Linked DNA regions of Homo sapiens: region 2 is linked to region 1. A link is a loop called in an ENCODE intact Hi-C map of the cell type or tissue named here. Cell type or tissue: GM12878. All regions are shown on one strand.

The links. A loop is a pair of places that touch in the nucleus more often than their neighbours do. Peaks named below come from ENCODE experiments on the same cell type or tissue, not always from the same donor. Only the 100,000 strongest peaks of a DNase experiment are listed, where the experiment ranks them.
Region 2: it touches region 1 in a loop (4-fold over the local background); 6 of 110 quality-filtered maps call a loop at or near these places.

Annotation. Positions count from the first base shown.
Region 1 is chr2:240,512,880-240,515,379 of GRCh38, reverse strand. It overlaps ANKMY1 (ankyrin repeat and MYND domain containing 1), which reads left to right. Exons shown (of 18, transcript NM_001282771.3): 10 at 2,438-2,500. Among named protein-coding and RNA genes, the nearest start is that of ANKMY1, 44 kb to the left of the region's middle. RefSeq lists enhancers at 963-1,082, 1,214-1,508. In GM12878, a CTCF peak has its summit at 1,359 (motif pointing left); a DNase peak (open chromatin) is centred at 1,249; H3K27ac peaks cover 827 bases.
Region 2 is chr2:240,733,028-240,735,527 of GRCh38, reverse strand. All of the region lies in intron 38 of KIF1A (kinesin family member 1A), which reads left to right. Among named protein-coding and RNA genes, the nearest start is that of AQP12A, 42 kb to the right of the region's middle. RefSeq lists an enhancer at 1,283-1,783. In GM12878, a CTCF peak has its summit at 1,502 (motif pointing right); no DNase peak of the experiment used is centred here.

The DNA of each region.
Region 1 (2,500 bases):
TATTTTTAGTAGAGGCGAGGTTTCACCATGTTGGCCAGGCTGGTCTTGAACTCCTGACCTAGTGATCCGCCCACCTTGGCCTCCCGAAGTGCTGGGATTACAGGTGTGAGATACCGCGTCCAGCCAACAATTTTCTATTAAAGAGCAAATCAGATCTCAAAGAAAACCCTATTATTTTGACACTGGGGCCCAGACACTGGCCTTGTAACCACGTACTTTTGATATTAATGTTAATTTATAGAAAAACTCTGAACTAGTTTTATCCCTCAGAATTGCCCCTTGCAATCTCATGTGCTCACCTCTTTTACGATAGTCTCTGGGCCTAGAGGGATTGAATAGTTTTAATTTCTGGCCCTGTGTCTCACAAGAGCAGTTCATCTTGATTGACACCTTCTCCCAGGTCTGAAGACCAGCAAGAGCAGAACATCAGCACTGTGGCAGACACAAGTCCCAGTGCTCATGCCCATGCATGCCCATCCACTGGTAACCCAGGGAGGTGGCTGGGGCATCTGAGGCAGAGGGCAGGGCAGGTTCCAGGCAGCTGCTGACTCCCAGGAGGAATGGGACTCTCGGGGTTGCCTCCCTCCACCATGCTGCGCAGTTGTGGCTTCAAGTCCCACTCTAACTGCCAGTCTCACCTGGACCTGGCAGTAGTCCAGGGGTTTCTTTGCTCTTCAATGCATTTTGCACCTTGCAGCTTCCTCTTGGATTCCTTCTGTGCTCTCTGCAGAGTGTCATTGGACATCCTCGTGGAGAGGATCCGTGGTGGGAAACTGAGCCCTCATGTTACTGAAAATGTCACCATGTTACCCTCTTGATTGAATAATAGATTAGCTAGATACAGAATTCTGGTTCCAAACTGTTTTCCCTTAGACCTTTGAAGGTCCTGTCTCACTGTCTTCTGTCCTTCTGGGACTCGTGGGACTTAATGAGAAGTGTGATGCCCCCCTGCCTCCTGTGTCTGTGTAAGGGTTAATTCCCTCCCTCCTTATTAAGTCACCTTAGCACTGGGTCAGAGCTGTGGGTCTGTGAAATTTTCTTGCATTATTTCTCTAGTATTTCTCTCTATTGTGCTCTCCCTACTGGCCTGGAGCTCCTACCTGAGAGACGTTAGAACCCCAGCTCTCTCTCTCATGTACCCTGATTTTGTTTTGGAGTGCTTTATATGTCTTTGTGCTTCTGCTGTTTTGGGGAATTTCCTCAGCTTAATCATTTCCTGATTCACCCCTCAGCTGGGTTGGTTCTGTTATTAGCTCAGTTATTGCTGTTGCTGCTGCTGTTTTAGGGGTGACATAACATGTAAGGAGGGTGTGGCCTCCGGCTGACTGTTGTAGATGCACGGCCCCGTGCGCCTCCTGGTGGCCTGGGCTGTGGTTACCATGGAGCAGCGGGCTGCCCATTCTCCACTTGCCTGCTTGGGTCTGCGTCCCTCTGGGGTCAGTAGATTGTTGCCTGCAGCACCGGCCTCCCCAACATCAGGCGATGCCTGCATTATATTCTCTTTTCTGTCCTCTCACTGCATGCCTCTGCTGGGTATGGACGCTGCTGGCCCTGGTCATGCTTGAGGCTGTGGGTGTTGGGCTGTGTGGAGGTCGCAGGGGCTGCTGTCAAGCTGGGATAGTACTGCTCCTCCTGGGAGTCAGCAGCTGCCTGGAACCTGCCCTGCCCTCTGCCTCAGGTGCCATGTCCCTTGGTCACCGGTGGATGGGCATGCATGGGCACACCCGGCTGCTCTCCCCAAGTTCCTGTGGCTGGTCCTCATGCTGGTGGCTCTTCCCACCATCCAGGCTCACCTGTCTCCCCCTCAGGGGTCCCTCCTGGGTTCTTTTCTCTTTCCTGTTGGAGCGAGGCTGGTCTTTAAGGGACTGGGGAGCATCTCTTGACCCAAAGCCCACTGTCCATTCTCAGCCGGGCTCTCCCTTAGGACGGCAGGGCTGCCTCCAGAGGCCAGGGCCCCTGTGAACACCTCTGCGTCACTGCTGCACAGCAGTGGCCTCTATGGATGCTGTCAGCTGATGGCTGGGGACACTGTGAGTGGAGAATGGACAGGTCAGGGGCTGGAGTCAGGAGGCCACTCAGGAGCTGCACGGCTGTTAATGTGGTGGGCCTGGCAGGGCAGGGAGAGGCTTTTCTTAGAGGAAGTTGTGGACAGTGGCTTAAAATCACACTGGTTCAGGGTGGGCCTTCCTACCTGTGGCCCTGGCAGACAGAGGCATATTAGGCATTGGAAGCAACATGTATGTCTTGCTCAGCGTGTTGGGAGTTTGCCCACACTGCCTTCAGGGACCAGTAGCCTGCACGTTGTGAGGCAGGTGAGGCTGAGAATGGTGCCCTTGGAGTCTCAGCCATTTCCCTGGCATTTGGGTCCCTCAGGTACCTCACCTGTCTCTCCCTACGAGAATGTGCCTCACTGCCCGCCCCGGTGTTTCCTCTGCAGCTGAGCACCCTGACACCACTCCACATCGCTGCCGCCCTTCCTGGGGAGGAGGGGGTACAGATT
Region 2 (2,500 bases), 220 kb before region 1:
GCCCAGGCAGCTCCTGGGGTGGGGTGGGCAGGGGCTCCAGCCCCCCAACCCCACCTGCTATCTCTCTGCACAGAGGGCTGAGTTTCTGAGGTCTTCCTCAGAAGACCAGCTGCCATGGGTGACGTAGGAGGGAGCGGCTCATGGCTGGACCTCAGGCCACCCTGTTCCTGGATGCCTGAGAACCTGTCACTGAAGGGGCTTTGGCCCCACACCCTGAGGGCTGAGACATGAGGCCGGTCCCAGGGTGCCTCTGGGGTTGAGGCAGCCCTGTTCTGGGGTCAAGGCCCTGGGTCTGAGAAAGGAGGAAGGCGCGTTGCGTGGGCGCGGCCTCCCCGAAGCGGCTTTGGCCCTCGCTTGGCTCCTGCCCGTGCTGGCAGCTCCCACCCCTAGCCCTGCCCTGGAGCAGTCTTGGGGACTGTCCTCTGCTGGCACCCCCAGGCAGGCACCGTCCTGTGGCTTGGCTGACCAGGCCAGTGGGCCTTCCTGTGCCATGGACGGTGCTGGCGTCCTCAGCCCCATGATGGGCCGGGCTGCTCCAAGGCCGCTCTCCCTGACGTGCGGAGGCTCAGGATCCCCGGCTTCTGGCTCCAGCCTGGGGCCTTGGCCTTCCATGCGCTTTTCCATGGCCTTGCCTCCTGCCCGCTCCCAGGCCCCACGCTTTGCAGCCTCCCTGGCTCAGAGTGGGCCTGTGGCCACAGGCCGCTTCCCTCTGCCTGTCCCCCACCCCGCTCCCGCTGCGCTGCCCGGCCCTCACTAACCGTGTGATTGTTTGTGTTTTGCAGGCAGTTTCTTGATTCGGACATACCTAGGTATCATCTGTGACCCTTGGTTTACCCTTGGTTTCATTTCAGCCTCTTCTTTCCTCCCTGCTCCTCCCCTGACCGCCCCCCATGCCCCTGAGAAGTTAACTTCCAGCTTCCTGGACTCCTCACACACGTGCTCACCTGTCCTCCTGTTCCTCCCGTCTTCTTTCTTTTTATTCTCTTGGAATCTTGGTTTGATTTCTTTATTGCTTTCCCACCCTGTCCTCTTGGCTGAGTCCCTTCTTCCCCCACTCCTGATTTTGGCTGCTTTGTAGTTTCCTGCTCCCTAGTAGACACTGGCTGGCCTCCTGCTCCTCCTGCCCCAGCCTTGCCTGCCCCGCGCCACACCCTGCCCTGTGGATGGGCTCGGTGTCCCGCACGCTGCTGGCTGGCCCGCTGCCCTTGGCTGCACCACCCTGTGAGGACCAGCCCCGCTCCCCTCTCCCTGCAAGGGGCTGTAGCAGGCAGAGCCATGAGCACAGGGGTTGGGGAAGGGCAGACAGGATCCAGCCCAGGAGACCCTCACACTCCGGCACATTCCACAGCCTCTCGTGAGTCCCTCACCTGGCCAGGCCAGGAGGAGGGACAGCGGCTCCAGCCACGCTCCTCTGGCCGTGGCCACCGAGCATCCTTTTGTGGAAGTGGCGGGTGGTGAATTCATGAAGAGACCATAGAGTCCCAGACTCAGGTTGTCCAGCAGGAGGCTCCCTTTTCCCCGGCTGCAGTGAGGCCCCTGCCCGTGCCAGCCTGGGGCAGGGAGTCGGCGAGACCTTGGGGATGGAGGGCCTCCAAGTCCCTAATCCAGGCACTGGTGAGAACTCGAGTCCGTTCCGAATGGAAAATCAAGGCTGCCTGCTCCTGGGTCCCTGCATGACTGTGGCCAGCGTCACGGCAGTTATCCTGTGGGGTGGCGTTTGTGAAGTGAACTGAGCAGCAGAAGGCCTTTCAGACCAATGATGGGCCTTTAAGCCCTGTAGTTGTGAGGTGTGAGGCCGCTCCTGGCACAGAGCCCCAGGGCAGTGGGGCTTGGCCAGCACTTTCTGAGGCCACATCCTTGTCAGGTCGTGTTGCGATGGGTCAGGACAGATGATTGACAACTGTGGCAGAGGGACTGTGGCCAGGAGAAGACTCTGCCCAGGGGTGGCCGGGCCAGAGTCCCCATTGGCATGGTCCCTTGAGCACGTGCACACACACCTCTTTCCATGAACAGATCTTTTCTGAAGGCTGCCGCACCAGCCCTCCCTGGGGACCTGGATGCAGCAGAAACCCTGTCAAGGGACCCCTGTGATGGTGGCTGGGCTGAGGAGGGAGCACGGCCCTGCAGGGCCTGAGCAGGGGCCTCCCTCTCCCTGCAGTGAGTCTGGCGGGCTTGCAGGAGGAGGAGATGGCATCGTGCTAGCTAGTCCTGGAGTCAGCTGGCCTGCCTCTGGGAGTTTCCCCATGCTCGGAAAGATCTGGGTCTGGGGAGCCCATCAGCTTGGGCTCTAATTTAGGAGCTGTTTTCTGGGCATTGCTGTGCCATTGGTGGGGCCGCAACATTCACCCACGCACTCATTGATCTTTCACGTGTGACTAAGACACTCATGTGAGCCACATCCTGTGGGATTAAAGGCAAAATCAGGAAAAGTCTGTCCAGGTGGGTCAGAGCCTGGCCAGGAAGCTCATTCACCCTCTCATCCCCCCCTCATTCCCCCTCA